2 separate regions of the Homo sapiens genome follow, and region 1 is linked to region 2. A link is an interaction called in ENCODE POLR2A ChIA-PET data of the cell type or tissue named here. Cell type or tissue: K562. All regions are shown on one strand. Links, peaks and the distances in the headings refer to the core of each region. The heading gives the core; the rest is flanking DNA. Region 1 holds the start of LOC105372998 (a long non-coding RNA gene). Region 2 overlaps DEPDC5 (DEP domain containing 5, GATOR1 subcomplex subunit).

Region 1 (8,330 bases), core at 325-8,324, 160 kb after region 2:
GATTAAGTAGAAGAATTGGGGAGGAAAAAATGTTCAGGAAGAGAGGGAAGGGCACGCACAGGGCAAGATAAAGTTGGGAAGTAGGCCTGACCATGCAGTGCTCTTGGGCATGCTGAAGATTTTGATTTTGATTCTTAGAGGTTCTAAGCAAGGAGCAGGTGACAGGATCAGATTTGTATTTTTAAGAGATTATTTTGGCTGTGGTTACAGAAGATGGAAGCGGGGGATGGGATGAGCAAGTGTGAAAGCCGGAGGCCTGTGGGAAGCCAATGTAGATGTCCAGGAAATTCATGATGGAACCTTGGACTGGGGAGGTGATGGGGGGAGGGGAGGAGTGGATGGACTTGAGGGCCATTTAGGAGATAAAATGGACATGATTGGGCCATGGGTTTTGTGGGAAGGATAAGGGTGAGGGAGTTATCTAGGATGACACCCAGGTTTCTGGATAAAACTGTTGCCAGGCAACAGAGAGAAAGCCAGAAGGGAGTGGGGAAGGGGTGGGACACATTTTCCCTTGCAGTTGTTTTTATGCCCATGTTTGCAAAATAAAGGGTGTTGGAGGTGTGGGCGTGCACAGCTCCCTGACTGCCCACCCAAGGATAAGAAGACTGGTTTAAGAAGATTGCATGTTGCAGGGTAAAGGGAGCTAGGTCTTCTACTCTGGGCTCTGCATGCAGGTAACTGTGTGATTTCACTCCCCTGGCCCAGGACTCTGAAACAGACATCCCTCCTTGTCTGGCAATTTCATGGCAAAAAGCAGCCTGAGTCGTATTTGTCCACTCATGCTATTTACAGGACTCCTCCTTGGGAAGTTATTTCTTGTAGATCCACTTTATCCAGAGCCTGAAGGTGAAAAATCATCAAGTCTAGAATGTGAGATCTGAAAGGAATCACAGAGCCCATTTTCCCAATCTTCTAATTTTACACTGGGGCAGCCCCCGTGTCTGACCCATGTCTCTATGCTACTCTACTACCTTGCCTACAGGAAGAGAGGTTAAGGAGTTTGTCCAAAGCCACAAAGCTATTGGGCATAAGGAGGTGACCCCACATTCCTTTTCTTACTTTGGGGGTGGGGATTCTTCTGCAGCCTGCAGTTATTTCCTAGGACAGTGGGGCTAGGTAGAGCTGTGGCGATGAGCTAAGATCATAGACACAGGTGATGCTGAGCATCTGGGGGAATAATTCATCTGAAGCTGTGCCCTGCTGAGTTGGAGTCCTTTCTGACTCTTTAAAGATGCCTCTTGTCATGCACCCAGTCGTGACTCCTGAATATCCTCCTGGGGTTGCAAGATGCTCTTTGCAAAAAAAAAAAAAAAAAAAGGAATGCAGAAAACCCAGCCCACCCCCTGAAAATGAGACATAGAGACAAAAAACATGGTTTGAACCTCACTGCTTAGGTTTCCATGGTGGCTCCACTCTGCTGCCCTTCCCATTGGCTAGGTGTCCTGCTCCAGCTTTAGCAACAGAGACTCAGATACTCATCTCCTTCCTGATTGGCCAGGCTGTGCTGCAGTGCCATGGCAACAGAGGCAGGGGGACCAGTCTCTGCAGAACAACTTGAGTCACCATCTACCTGGGGTGGGCTGAGATCCAGAGAACTGCCTGTGGGGGATGGAAAGGGGAACAGGTAGCCCCCACCTAAGCTCACAGTCAGGTGGGAACCTCCCCGCCACCAGTTGCCCAGGGGTTTTGGAGGCTGGCGGGCTTCTCCTCCTCATCTTGTCTACCCTGTATCTTGCAGCTTCTTCCAGCCTTTTCTTGCTCCATGGGTCCTGTCTCCCTCAGAAGAAAAATCACACCACTAGCAGTGCCAGAGTTTAACTCATTCGCCCAAAGTCGTGCAAGTTACTAATAAAGGCCAGGGTTTGAACTCGTATTTATATTGCCTGGTTTAAAGGCTTTAGAGGGGCTTTGCTAGAGAATCCAGGGGTCCTCTCAGTTTTAATATCTATCCCCTTTTTATTCACCAAACAGCAAATGCATTTCAAAGCAGTCTTTCATCTAAATTATCTCATCATCTCAACAACCCTATGAGTTCGGTAAGTCAGAGATTAATGACCCATTTTATAGATGAGGACACTAGAGCCCAGAGAAGGCAAATTATTTGTTCCATGACACACAGCACATTAGTGCCAGAGCCGGGCCTTTAACCCAGGCCTTCTGAATCCTTGTCAGAGGTCTACCTTCCAAACCACTGACCTATCTATACCAGGGGGGTTCCAGGAGGGTTGGAGGCCCTCTGAGGGCTTCTCTGAGTGGTCTCCTCTGTTACAGAAGCCAGTTAGAATCAGGCAGTCCGTTGTGGACCAAGGGTTCATACCATAGCCCTAGTCTCAGCCAGGCAACCCCTCAATGTGACCCTGGTCTCCAGGAAGGGTCTGTTTTTAACTGCAAACCTTGCTCTTCCCCTCAACCCCCATTTGCCAACAGGTGAAGAAGTACTCACAAGCTTACCTGCAATCGGTTTTACTGTTTCTGTGTGCTTGAAGCTGTGCTGGGCATGCATGTTCTCATTGAATTCTCATCACAACCTTAGGAGTTCGGTCTTCACTGTCCACTCCTAATAGATGCAGAAACTGGTGCTCAGGAAGGTCAAGCCGCATCCCCAAGGTCACACAGTCATGGAGACATAATACCAACACAAGTCCACCTAACCTAAAGGAGCCTGGCTTGAACTACGGTGATGCTCTCTCTGTTCCCACAGAATGCAGAATGATAGCTAAAAGAGGCACCTGGAATCACTCCTGTAATCCCAGCAGTTTGGTAGGCTGAGATGGGTGGATCACAAGGTCAGGAGTTCGAGACCAGCCTGACCAACATGGTGAAATCCTGTCTCTACTAAAAATACAAAAATTAGCCAGGAGTGGTGGTGCATGCCTGTAATCCCAGTTACTCAGGAGGCTGAGGCAGGAGAATCCCTTGAACCCGGGAGGCGGAGGTTGCAGTAAGCTGAGATCACGCCACTGCACTCAAGCTTGGGTGACAGAATGAGACTCCGTCTCAAAAAAAAAAAAAAAAAGAAAAGAAAAGAAAAAGGCACCCTGGAGCTGATTCTTTTTCTCTTGGGTATGCATTTTTTCCTCAACTGAAGCTGTGGCTACTGGACCAATTCCTTGGCACTGGAAAAAGCAGACTCTGAGGACTCTGAGGGACTTGGAAATAGTTGGCCCCTGGGAAGTGACTCAGTGTCCCCAACACTCTCTCCCATTGCCCAGTTTCTCAGCTTGGTGATCTTACAGAAGGGCGTGGCTGGGCTGCTGGTAATTTGCAGCTGACCTGGTGGAGAGAAGCCCCAGTAACTTCCTTGGCCTGAATCTAAGCCCCTGCTGAAAATGAACATTTTGGCAGTTTCCTTTTCTTCCTACTCAACTTGGGCTCCCTGAAGCTCTTGCCCCTGAAACACAGCCCAGACACCTGGCCTGCCCTCCTGCCCTCCCAAGGGCACCGGTTTTGGAAGACACAACCAGGCAGGAGTTCCCACCTGCCACGCTGCTCCCCCAAGCACCACAGCAGCAAGGGGCAGGCACACAATCTCTCCATCAACAATTACACAGCTTCTCTGTGCCAGACACCACACACACAGGCTCAAGGGAGATGGTAGGGAACAAACCATTCTGGCCCCTGCCCTCATGGAAACTGCAGCCTCGTGGCGGAAATGCACTGCAGGTCCATAAGTGAATACATCATGGTTTCAGACAGTGATAAATGCCTTGGACAGGATGAAACAGGATAACGGCATAAACAGCAATTGGTGGGGGTTTGAGGGGGGAGGGAAGGGACTGAAGGGGAAGGGAGCAGGCACCTGAATGAGGAGGAGGCAGTTGTCTTGGTTATCTATAGCCACCTAACAAACCCCCAAACCTAGTGGCTTACAACAACCATTTGTTATTTTTTATGAGTCTGGCTGGCCTGAGTGGTTCCTCTGCCCGTTTCTCCTGGTCACACATGCAGCTGCATTCAGCTGGAGTCACAGCTGAGCTGGAAGGTCCAAGAAGGCCTCTCACACACATCTGGTGGTTGGTGCTGGCTGTTGGCTGGGGTGTCTCAGATCCCTATCACGTGGCCTCCCATCCTCCCGCTGGTAGACCAGCTGCCTTATGTGGTGGTCTAGGAGCAGCATTCCAAGAGGGGGAAGGCACAAGCTTGCAAGATCTCTTGCGGCCTAAGCTCCTGAACTCATAAAGGGTCACTTCTGCCACATTCTGTTGTCAGAGCAAGTCACAAGCCCAGCCCAGATCCAAAGGGCAAGGAAAGGGATGCCACTTCTTGATGTGAGGGGAGCAGCAAAGTATTTGTGGCCTTATTTATGAGACATGATCAGCCGGGCGTGGAGGCTCACACCTGTAATCCCAGAACTTTGGGAGGCCAGGGTGGGCAGATCATTTGAGGCCAGGAGTTCAAGACCAGCCTGGCCAACATGGTGAAACTCCATCTTTGTATTTTATAAATTTATAAATGTATACATATTATATTTTATATAAAAAGAGACATGATCCATATTGCAGAGAGTAACAAAAATGATTTCGAGGTGTACCAAAGTTGTGATTAGTATGAAATCTTTTTTTTTTAATTTTTTGAGACAGGGTCTCACTCCATTGCCCACGCTGGAGTACACTGGCACGATCATAGCTCACTGCATCCTCAAGCTCCCAGGCTCAAACAATCCTCCTGCCTTGGCCTCCTGAGTAGGCATGCACCACAACACCAGCAAGACGCTATCTTGCCCTGTTGCCCAGGCAGGACTATAGCAACACAATCATAGTTCACTGCATCCTCAAACTCCTCATCTCAAGCGATCCTCCCACCTGAGCCTCCTGAGTAGCTGGGACTACAGGAGTGTGCCACCCTGCCTGGCTATTTTTTTCTTATTTTTTGTAGCAATGGGGGTCTCACTATGATGCCCAGACTGGTCTTGAACTTATGCCTGGGGCTGTCTTCCTGCCTTGGCCTCCCAAAGTGCTGGGATTACAGGTGTCAGCCACCATGCCTGGCCTATGTGGCCATCTTTAATCTGCGACATCATCCATGTCGAGATCTCTGGGAAGAGTGTTCCGGGCAGAGGAAAAGCACCTGCAAAGACCCTGGGTTAGGATGGCATCCAGAGACCTGAGCCTTGAACAATGGTGTGATGGTTGATACTGAGTGTCAACTTGATTGGACTGAAGAATACAAAGTATTGATCCTGGGTGTGTCTGTGAGAGTGTTGCTAAAGGATATTAACATTTGACTCAGTGGGCTGGGAAAGGCAGACCCACCTTTAACCTGGGTGGGCACCATCTAATCAGCTGCCAGTGCTGCTAGAATGTAAACAGGCAGAAAAAATGTAAAAGAGAGACTGGTCTAGCCTCCCAGCCTACATCTTTCTCATGTGCTGGATGCTTCCTGCCCTCGAACATCGGACTCCAAGTTCCTCAGTTTTGAAACTGGGACTGGCTCTTCTTGCTCCTCAGCCTGCAGACGGCCTATTGTGGGACCTTGTGATCGTGTGAGTTAATATGTAATAAACTCCCCTTTATATATATATATACACACATATATATACATACACCCATATATATACATATATATACACATATACACATATATATATATATGCCATTAATTATGTCCCTCTAGAGAACCCTGGCTAATACAAATGGGTTCCTCTACTCCCTTAGTTTCCTGTCCTGTAAAGTGGGAACTAAGGATGTCTCCCTGGCTCCTTATAGGAATACAGGATGTAAGATGCTTTGCTTCAAGGCTGGGTTAGGATTTTGGTTATTGGCCAGTGGCAGGGAGGAGAGGCCAACACAGGAGCTCAGCTTGGCTTCCCCCAAGCTCACCAGCGTTTGTTGAGCACTGTCTGGCAGGAAGGCACAGTGCTCAGCACCACAGGTCATAGCTGGGGAGTCTGAGGGTTGCTGATCTTGCCAAGCTTATGGGATAAAAAGATTGCTTGCTGCCCCGGATGTGACTGAGACATACCAGATGCATCTCAGAAGAAAAGAGCTGGGAGGACTGTGGGGCTCAGGGAAGGCCTGGAGGAGATGGGGTTCCAACAGGGCTTTGAGGGGCACATAGGATTTGGCTGAAGGAGGGGAAACTGTTGATAGGAAAAGTATAAGCGGCTGTGGAATTTAGTAATTCAGTGCAACAAATGTTTGCTGAACCCCTACATACGCCACGTGAACGGGACAGACAGAGGCACTGTGAGGATCCAGAGGAGACACAACACAGGTCTTGAAGTGATGATGCTTCAGAGGCCTGAGGATGAGTCAGGTCAAGCACAGTGGGGCACTGGGAGGAGGAGATGATACCAAGAGGGTTCCAATGAAAGGACATCTGCAAAGGACAGAGGGGAGGGAGGGCTTGAGTTTCTCAAGTAAAGGCAATGAGCTGTGTCTAAAGCAGAGGGTCCATGTGGAAGAGAGTGGAGGGATGAGCTCAGGGCCAAACTGGTCTCATGGGCTAACTAAAGACTTCGTCCTTTTTCCTGGCCAGGCGCGGTGGCTCACACCTGTAATCCCAGCACTTTGGGAGGCCAAGGCAAGCAGATCACTTGAGGCCAGGAGTTCGAGACCAGCCTGGCTAACATGGTGAAATTCTGTCTCCACTATAAATACAAACATTAGTTGGGCATGGTGGTGCATGCCTGTAGTCTCAGCTACTCAAGAGGCTGAGGCAGGAGAAACGCTTAAACCTGGGAGGCAGAGCTTGCAGTGAGCTGAGATGGTGTCACTGCACTCCAGCCTGGGCGACAGGCTTTTGAGACTCCGTCTCAAAGAGAAAGGAAGAAAAAAAAGGCTTTGTCCTTTTTCCTGAGGGCAATGTATGTAGGAACACCAGATTTAGCAAATTAAAATACAGGTTGTCCTGTTAAATTTGGATTTCATATGAACAACAAATAATTTCTGTAGTATGTGTATGCAATTTCTGGGACATTCCTATACTAAAATATTATTCATTGTTTGTCTGAAATTCAGGGGTTTTTTTGTTTTTCTTTTTGTTTTGTTTTGTTTTTAAGACAGGGTCACATTATGTTGCCCAGGCTGGCCTCAAACTCCTGGCCTCAAGCAATCTTCCTGCCTCAGCCTGTTGAGTAGCACTACGGGTGTGTGCCACCATACCCAGCTTGAAATTCAGTTTTAACTGAGCCTCCTGTATTTTCTCTGGAGACCTTAAGTGTGGGATCATGGAAAGGTTTTAAGCAGGGCGAGGACAAGGTCAGATTTACGTTTTGGGAAGCTCCCAGGATTCGTGGGAAAATAGACTGGAGGGAGACCAGGAAGGGGCGGGGGATGAGGTTCCTCCTATTGTCCTGGCCAAAGAAGTGGAGGTCACCACCAGGAATGGGGCCATTGCATCATGTCTTCCAACACATCTGCCTCCCGGACTAGGCATGTGGCCTTGGATAAACCCTAGCTGATGAAGCCCCAGAGGGCTGCAGGCCAGTCAGACCCCAGCTGTGCCATGTGAGCCCCTGGCATGGTTTACTCCCTCCCAGATGCTCATCTGCCAAACAAAGGGGTCAGATGATCAGAGAGATTGTCCATGAGGGCCCTTCTGCTTCTGCCATCCTGGGGCCCTCCACCCATCCTCTCTCTGATACCTCTCCTGGCGTGGGCCCACCAGGGTGAAAAGTCCAAACCTGAGATGCTTGGCTCCCAGGTCATCCTTCCTGTGCCTCCTTGCTCCTTCTTCCCTCCCACCATCACTCTGCCCAGTGAATGCCTGAAGGGACCCCGTGTCTCCTCTCTCCAACCTCAGGTCCCAGGCCTGGTTTTGGAGAAGGGTCTCAGCCTGTGTTGACAGCCTGCGATGGGTGAAGCTAGGTCTTCGGCATCACTCGTTTCATTGAATCTTCACAGCAGTGCTACAAGGAAAGCATCATTCCCATTTCACAGATAAGGGGGACTGAGGCTCAGCAGTGCACTTGCTGACCCAGTCACACAGCTGTGCAGGGGGCAAACCTGGAGTGGAGTCCAGGTTGGGCTGGCACCAGTGCTCTGCTCTCCCGCTGTCTCAATGGAATGTACCCAGGAGCCCCTAATCCCCCATTGATTTAGTGTTCGGGCTTGGTCAGCAGTCTTCTTGTCCCACTGCAGGCATGTGCAGCCCCGGCTCTTTCTGAGTTAAGCCAGGGACTGAAATGGGTCGGCAGAATGCTCATCTGTTGGGCGCTTTATGGTTTATAAAGCCCTTTCCCTTCTGTGCCCTCCTCACAACCCCATGGAGACTCTGCACGGCCCCTCCAGCTCTTAGAGGCTGCATTTTGCGCAGTGAAGGCCACATTAAATATTAACAGGGCAGCTCCTGGCCCCGCTGTGACGTCAATTACGGGGCCGCTTGGT
Region 2 (8,330 bases), core at 234-8,233:
GCCCTGGGAGGTTGGGGCTGCAGTGAGACATTATCATGCCACTGCACTGCAGCCTGGGTGACAGAGTGAGACTGTCTCAAAAAAAAAAAAAGTACAACATGCACATAATTAAGCATTCAAATAATTCAGAAAGGTATCTCATGAAATATACATTCCTCTCCCCAGAAACAACTTGTTTCTTTCCTGAAATTTACTGTGTACACACAATCATATTTATGTCTTGTTTTTTTGTTTTTTTTTTTCTGAGACAGAGTCTTGCTCTGTCACCCAGGCTGGAGTGCAGTGGTGGGACCTTGGCTGACTGCAGCCTCTACCTCCTGATTTCAAGCAATTATCCTGCCTCAGCCTCGTGAGTTGCTGGAATTACAGTTACCCACCACCACACGTAGCTAATTTTTTTTTTTTTTTTTTGTATTTTTAGTAGAGACGGAGTTTCACCATGTTGGTCAGGCTGGTCTCGAACTCCTGACCTCGTGATCTGCCCACCTTCGACTCCCAAAGTGCTGGGATTACAGGTGTGAGCTACCTCACCCGGCATATTTGTCTTGTTAACTGACTTGTGGTGATCCTAAGCTTGTTCAGTGGGGTCACAGGGTGCAGTGTAGTCCCTCGTTATAAAGATCCCCATCTACTTTTCTTTTTTTTTTTTTTTTTTGAGACAAAGTCTCACTCTGTCGCCCAGGCTGGAGTGCAGTGGTGTGATCTTGTCTCACTGCAACCTCTGCCTCCCAGGTTCAAGCAATTATTCTGCCTGGGCCTCCTGAACTACAGGCACGTGCCACCATGCCCGGCTAATTTTTGTATTTTCAGTGGAGATGGGGTTTCACCATGTTGGCCAGGCTGGTCTCAAACTCCTGATCTCAGGTGATCCCGCCTCCTCAGCCTCCCAAAGCACTGGGATTATAGGCGTTGAGCCACCGCACGCGGCCCCCATCAACTTTTCACCTAATGGTTTCATCCATTGAGGATTGTTGTAAGATGGTGATTTTCTTTCCTTTTTTTGGTGATTTTTTAATTAAGTCATCCCTTCTACATTTATTAGCCAGAATCCTTCTGTAAATAATTTTTCATCATCAACTAGGTCTATTTGACCAGAATGAAATACTGATCCTAAAAAGAAAGAAAGGATAGAGGCTTCATTTTTTCTCCCAAAAAGGGTATTTTGAAACTTGTTGTGGGGAGCCAGGTAAAATGGCTATGGCGTGAGGATCACTTGAGGCCAGGAGTTCAAACCAGCCTGGACAACATAGTAAGACCTCATCTCTACAGAAATAGTAATTTTTAAAAAATTGCTGGTTGGCTCACACCTGTAATCCCAGCACTTTGGGAGACTGAGGCAGGCAGATCACGAGATCAGGAGATCGAGACCATCCTGGGTAACATGGTGAAACCCCATCTCTACTAAAAATACAAAAATCAGCTGGGTGTGGTGGCCTGTGCCTGTAGTCCCAGCTACTCGGGAGGCTGAGGCAGGAGAATCGCTTGAACCAGGGAGTCAGAGGTTGCAGTGAGCCGAGATCACACCACTGCACTCTAGCCTGGTGACAGAGCAAGACTCCGTCACACACACACACACACACACACACACACACACACACACACACACACACACACACACACACACACAGTTAGGACTAGGTGCAGTGGCTCATGCCTCTAATCCCAGCACTTTGGAAGGCTGAGGTGGGTAGTTTGCTTGAGCCTGGGAGTTCAAGACCAACCTGGCAATATGCTGAAACCCCATCCCTACAAAAAAATACAAAAATTAGCTGGTCATGGTGGCGCTTGTAGTCCCAGTTACTTGGGAGGCTGAGGTGGAAGGATCACCTAAATCCAGGGAGGTTCAAGGCTGTAGTGAGCCTTGATCATTCTGCTGCCTTCTAGCCTGGGTGACAGAGTCAGACTCTGGCTAAAATAACAATAAAAAAAAGAACGGGGGTTGGTGTCAGGGCTCCTCTAGTTTGAGGTACTTGGGAAACAGGTTGGAGGAGCACTGAAGCACAGGTCGATGCTGCAGTGAGCTATTATTGCATTATTGTACTCCAGCCTGGGCAACAGAGTGAGATCCCATCTTTGAAAACAAACAAAAATTTGTTAGCGGGTCAGTGTTCTTTAAAACATCCAAGCAACTAAAGCACAACCCAAGAAGTGACTAAATCTCAAGCAGCACAAAAAATGTAACCAAGGTTTATGCCTCCAGTATCAGCAGATCTCTACTGGATGGGTATCCAGGGTCAGGAAGCCTGGATCTGTATCTGCAGAGCCAGTGTTTAGCCATCACTGTGATTAGTGGTTCGAGTGATGTTGGGTAACTTCGGTAAACCCTTAGTCTTCACATCTGCAAAATGGAGTAGTTGGTTTAGAATATTCTTCTGTCAAGGACCAGTTAATAAATATTTTAGACTTTGTGAGTAGCAATAGATCTCAGGTCTATTGCATATTCTGTGTGTTTCGACCATTTAAAAATGTAACAGCCATTCTTAGCTATGGGCCATATGAAAACAGGAGATAGGCGAGAATTGGCTTGAAGGCTGTATGTAGTTTGCCAGCCTCGGTTTGGAAACCTATTCAGATCTCTCTCATTTTTTTTTCTATTGCTTCCTCTTTTATTTTTAAATTATATATATATTATATATATTATTTCTGAGACAGAGTCTTTCTCTGTTGCCTAGGCTGGAGTGTAGTAGCATGATATCTCCCCACTGCAACCTCTGCCTCCTGGTTTCAAGTGATTCTCCTACCTCAGCCTCCTGAATAGCTGGGACTACAGGAATGCACCACTATGCCCAGCTAATTTTTGTTTTTTTAGTAGACACGGGGTCTTGCCATGTTGGCCAGGCTGGTGTCGAACTCCTGGCCTCAAGTGATCTGCACACGTTGGCCTCCAAAAGTGATGAGATTACAGATGTAAGTCACCACGCCTGGCTGATCTCTTTCTTTTTTAAGTTCTTTGTTTCTCTATGTAAATACCCTCATACACACAGTTCTAGATGGAGAAAAGAAAACCCTGACAGATTGTCACTTTTTAACTTTATTTTTATATATTTATTTCTGAGATGGGCTTCCTCTATCGCCCAGGCTGGAATGCAGTTGTGCCATCATGCCTCACTACAGCCTCAACCTCCTAGGCCCAAGCAATACTCCCACCTCAGCCTCCTGAGTAGCTAGGACTACAAGTGCGTGCCAGCATGCCTGGCTCTTTTTTTGTTTTTGTTTTTGTTTCATTATGGTAGAGACAGGGTCTCACTATGTTCCTCAGGCTGGTTTCCAACTCCTGGGCTCAAACGATCCTCTTGGCTCAGCCCCCTAGAGTGCTGGGATTACAGGTATGAGCCACCGCAGCTGGCCTCTTTTAGACTTTTAAAGATCTGTCCTGATATTTTGCTCAGGCTTGGTTAAATGTAAACTACAGTCTTCTATCTTTTCTCCAGAAGACTTACAGTATTTCTACACTGGATCAAAGGTTACTTTCTTTTGCTGACTTCGTGAATGCCTGAGAAAAAAGATGCTGTGGGCCTCCTGTGAGAAAAATAAAGTATAGTCATTTGTATAGTTAAAGTCATTACAAATGGTCAAATAATTTCCCTGCAATTTAACTTTCAATCTGGTAATAGTTACATAGTTAAGAACACATGAGCCGGGTGTGGTGGCTCACGCCTATAATCCCAGCACTTTGGGAGGCCAAGGTGGGTGGATTACCTGAGGTCAGGGGTTCATGACCAGCCTGGCGAACATGGTGAAACCCTGTCTCTACTAAAAATACAAAATTAGCTGAGCATGATGGCAGGCTCCTGTAATCCCAGCTACTCGGGAGGCTGAGGCAGGAGAATTGCTTGAACCTGGGAGGCAGAGGTTGTGGTGAGCCGAGATCGTGCCATTGCACTCCACCCTGGGCAACAAGAACGAAACCCTGTCTCAAAAAAACAAAACAAAACAACAACAACAACAAAAAATATATATATAGTAGCAAAATCTTGTCTCCTGTTGACTAACATTTTGCTTTTAAAAAATAATGACCTTAAACCCTAGCCTGTTGGATCACATTGTAACTTTTTTTTTTTTTTTTGAGACGAGTCTCACTCTGTCACCTAGGCTGCAGTGCAGTGGCGTGATCTTGGCTCTGCAACCTCTGCCTCCCAGGCTCAAGCAATTCTCCTGCCTCAGCCTCTCAAGTAGCTGGGATCACAGGCACCCGCCACCATGCCTGGCTAATTTTGTGTTTTTAGTAGAGATGGGGTTTCACCATGTTTTTCAGGCTGGTCTTGAACTCCCGACCTCAGGTAATCTGCCTGCCTCGGCCTCCCAAAGTGATGGGATTACAGGCGTGAGCCACCACCTCCAGCCACACCAAGCTTGTTTTAGAGGTCCTGTGAATGTGGGGTTCTGACGATTATAAGCAGAGCTGGCTGGGTGCGGTGGCTCATGCCTGTAATCCCAGCACTTTGAGAGGCTTAAGTGGGCAGATTGCTTGAGTCTGGGAGTTCAAGACCAGCCTAGACAACATGGTGAAACCCCGTCTTTACTGAAAATACAAAAAAATTAGCTGGGTGTGGCTGCTTGTGCCTGTAGTTTCACCTACTTGGGAGTCTGAGGTGGGAGAATCGCTCAAGCCCAAGAATTTGAGGCCACCCTGGGCAACATAGCAAGATAGTAGATACGGGGTTTTACCACGTTGGCCAGGATGGTCTCGATCTCTTGACCTCGTGATCCACCCACCTCGGCCTCCCAAGGTGCTAGGATTACAGGCATGAGCCACCGTGCCTGACCTCCTTATTACAATATTAAAGAAATACAAGTCTCTTCTGAGGTCAGGCTTGTGACACTTGTTCATTCACAGACGTAACTGGGCAAAGGAGTATGAAAAAGCATCCCACTTGGTATAAGCCATGGGCCTGGTCCAGCCTTCTTCATTTTGGCATGGGGTAGACCCAGAGGGATTGATTGATTGTCCAGCATTTCCTAGGTAGCCTGAACTATGACTCATGGTACACAGCATTTTCCTGGCTTTTATCTGATTTTGTCTTCCTTCCTTTTTTTTTTTTGAGACAGAGTTTTACTCTTGTTGCCCAGGCTGGAGTGCAATGGTGCGATCTGAGCTCATTGCAACCTCTGCCTCCCAGGTTCAAGCAATTCTCCTGCCTCAGCCTCCCGAGTAGCTGGGATTACAGGCACCTGCCACCACGCCTGGCTAATTTTTGTGTTTTTAGTAAAGACAGGGTTTCACCATGTTGGCCAGGCTGGTGTCAAACTCCTGACTTCATGATCCACCCACCTCGGCCTCCCAAAGTGTTGGGATTACAGATGTGAGCCACTGCACCTGGCCTTTGTCTTCCTTTTTTATGAGGACTGATTGCTTAGGTGAGGCAGGTTGGGAGAAAGAGTGAAATTGGTAGAAGATAAGGGCTTGAGGTGGTTGGTTGAGGGATGATTGATTACACGGTGCTCAGCTAATAGCTACCACTTTCTCTCCAGGATAGCATTTTGTGTTAATACCTGCTGTAGTTCTAGTTCTTGCTAGTAAACTAATTGAGCACGCCCTATCCTCACACTGTCCTGAACAGTTTCCCCACATTATCTGGTTTAATTTGAAAACAGCTCTGTAGAAGGCTGGGCACAGTGGCTCACACCTGTAAACCCAGCAGTTTGGGAGGCCAAGGCGGGCGGATCACAAGGTCAGGAGTTCGAGACCAGCCTGGCCAACATGGTGAAACCTCATCTCTACTAAAAATATAAAAAATTAGCTGGGCATGGTGGCACGTGCCTGTAATCCCAGCTACTCGGGAGGCTGAGGCAGGAGAATCGCTTGAACCAGGGAGTCAGAGGTTGCAGTGAGCTGAGATCGCACCACTGCACTCCAGACTGGGCGACAGAGCGAGACTACATCTCAAAAAAAAAAAAAAAAAAAAGTGAAAGCAGCTCTGTAAGGCGTAGGCTTCATTGTCTCTTTTGTTTTGTTTGTTTTTTTGTTTTGTTTTTTGCAATAGTCTCACTCTGTTGCCCAGACTGGAGTGCAGTGGTGCGATCACAGCTCACTACAGCCTTGACCTGTGAGGCCCAAGCGATCCTCCTACCTCAGCCTCCTAGGTAGCTGGGACTACAGCATGTGCCACCATACCTGCCTAATTTTTTGTATTTTTTATAGCGACAGGGTCTCACTATGCTACCTAGGCTGGTCTCAAGCTCCTGGGCTCAAGCAATCTGCCAACCTTGGCCTTCCAAAGTGTTGTGATTATAGGTGTGAGTCACCGTGCCCGGCCCATTGTCTCATTTTTAAAGATAATGCCACTGAACCTCATGAATTTACTATGGCCATTCACGTAGTAAGTGTCACTCAGCTGGGATTCTTGCCTAGACCAGTTTCTCTTCAGGCCAGTCAAGTCTGAAAGCCATGCTTTACTTTTTCTACTGTACTATTCACTTTTTTTTTTTTTTTTTTTTTGAGGCTGAGTTGTGCTCTTGTTGCCCAGGCTGGAGTGCAATAACACGATCTTGGCTTACTGCAATCTCTGCCTCCGGGGTTCAAGTGATTCTGCCTCAGCTTCCTGAGAAGCTGAGATTATAGGTACCCACCACCATGCCCATTTAATTTTTTGTATTTTTAGTAGAGAGGGGGTTTCACCATATTGGCCAGGCTGGTCTTGAACTCCTGACCTCAGGTGATCCACCTGCCTTGGCCTCCCAAAGTGCTGGGATTACAGGCATGAGCCACTGCACCCATTCTCGTACTATCTACTTCTTGCCCTCAAAAATGCATGGAGGAAAAAACATCATTCCCAAAAATGTAATACCAAGTTGCTATTAGTTAATTATTATTATTTTTTTTTTTGAGACAGAGTCTCGCTCTGTTGCCCAGGCTGGAGTGCAGTGGTGCGATCTCGGCTCACTGAAACCTCCGCCTCCTGGGTTCAAACGGTTCTCCTGCCTAAGCCTCCCTAAGTAGCTGGGTCTATAGGTGCCACCATGCCCAGCTAATTTTTGTATTTTTAGTAGGGATGGGGTTTCGCTGTGTTGGCCAGGGTGGTCTCGAACTCCTGACCTCAGGTGATTCACCCGCCTCAGCCTCTCAACGTGTTGGGATTATAGGCATGAACCACTGCACCTGGCCCTAAGTTTTTTTTTTTTTTTTGAGACAGTCTCGCTCTGTCGCCCAGGCTGGAGTGCAGTGGCACGATCTCAGCTCACTGCAACTTCCACCTCCTGGGTTCAAGTGATTCTCCTGCCTCAGCGTCCTGAGTAGCTGAGATTACAGGCGCATGCCACCACGCCCAGCTAATTTTTTTTTTTTTTAGTAGAGACATCATTTCACCATGTTGGTCAGGCTGATCTCGAACTCCTGACCTCGTGATCTGCCCTCCGTGGCCTCCCAAAGTGCTGGGATTACAGGCGTGAGCCACCATGCCTGGCCAAGAAGCCCTTCTTTAGACCTATATGTGGACTCCCAGATTAAGAGCCCCTGTTCATATTCAGTATAGTATGAGAGTTCTTTATATTGGATAATCTGTTCACGGAGTTCTCTGGAAATCTGTAACCAGTTAGGTCATTTGAGTATAAGTAGCAGAGCCACCTGAAGTTGCCCCTATTTCTTTTTGGTTTGTTTTATTTTTATTTTTTGAGACGGAATCTCACTCTGTTGCCTAGGATGGAGTGCAGTGGCATGATGTTGGCTCACTACAACCTCTGCCTCGTGACTTCAAGCAGTTCTCCTGCCTTAGCCTCCTGAGTAGCTGGGACTACAGGCATGTGTCACCATGCCCGGCTAAATTTTGGATTTTTAGTATAGATGGGGTTTCACCATGTTGTCCAGGCTGGTCTCGAAGTCCTGACCTCAGGTAATTCGCCCGCCTTGGCTTCCCAAAGTGCTGGGATTACAGGCGTGAGCTATTGCACCAGGCATGTATTGGTTTCATGTAAGACTTGTAATAACTTGTGTGTGTATTCTTTCAGAGCACAGGCTGGTGAACTGTGGGTTAAGAATGAGAAGGTCATGTGTGGCTACATCAGTGAAGATACCAGGGTAAGATTTATAAAATGCTTTTTTGGTTTTATCTCTCCATACTATTATGGCTAAGTCCTAAAATCAAAAATAAAACAAGGGCGGGGCAGGACACCAAGGTGGGCAGATTGCTTTATCCCAGGAGTTCAAGACAAGCCTGGGCAACATGGAGAGACCCACCTGTACAAAAATTAGCCAGGCATGGTGATGGGTACCTCTGGTCCCAGCTATTCAGGAAGCTGAGGTGGAAGAATTACCGGGATCCTAGGAGTTCGAAGCTGCAGTGGGTCATGATTGCATCACTGCACTCCAGCCTGGGCAACAGAGCAAGACCCCA

The links. ChIA-PET counts read pairs that join two places held together with the same protein. Peaks named below come from ENCODE experiments on the same cell type or tissue, not always from the same donor. Only the 100,000 strongest peaks of a DNase experiment are listed, where the experiment ranks them.
Region 1: POLR2A ChIA-PET joins it to region 2 with 5 read pairs; 3 of 35 experiments call an interaction of 5 or more read pairs at or near these places.

The regions. Positions count from the first base shown.
Region 1 is chr22:31,925,709-31,934,038 of GRCh38, forward strand. YWHAH-AS1 (YWHAH antisense RNA 1) reads right to left here. Exons shown (of 3, transcript NR_171018.1): 3 at 7,815-8,330. It overlaps LOC105372998 (a long non-coding RNA gene), which reads right to left and starts at 4,385. Exons shown (of 3, transcript XR_001755494.2): 1 at 2,455-4,385; 2 at 1,391-1,602; 3 at 1-843. It overlaps LOC124905102 (a long non-coding RNA gene), which reads left to right and starts at 1,566. Exons shown (of 2, transcript XR_007068064.1): 1 at 1,566-1,654; 2 at 1,742-1,876. RefSeq lists a silencer at 1,402-1,602. In K562, for the core only: no CTCF peak of the experiment used is centred there; a DNase peak (open chromatin) is centred at 1,503.
Region 2 is chr22:31,770,155-31,778,484 of GRCh38, forward strand. It overlaps DEPDC5 (DEP domain containing 5, GATOR1 subcomplex subunit), which reads left to right. Exons shown (of 43, transcript NM_001242896.3): 8 at 7,945-8,014. Among named protein-coding and RNA genes, the nearest start is that of DEPDC5, 20 kb to the left of the region's middle. In K562, for the core only: no CTCF peak of the experiment used is centred there; a DNase peak (open chromatin) is centred at 4,947.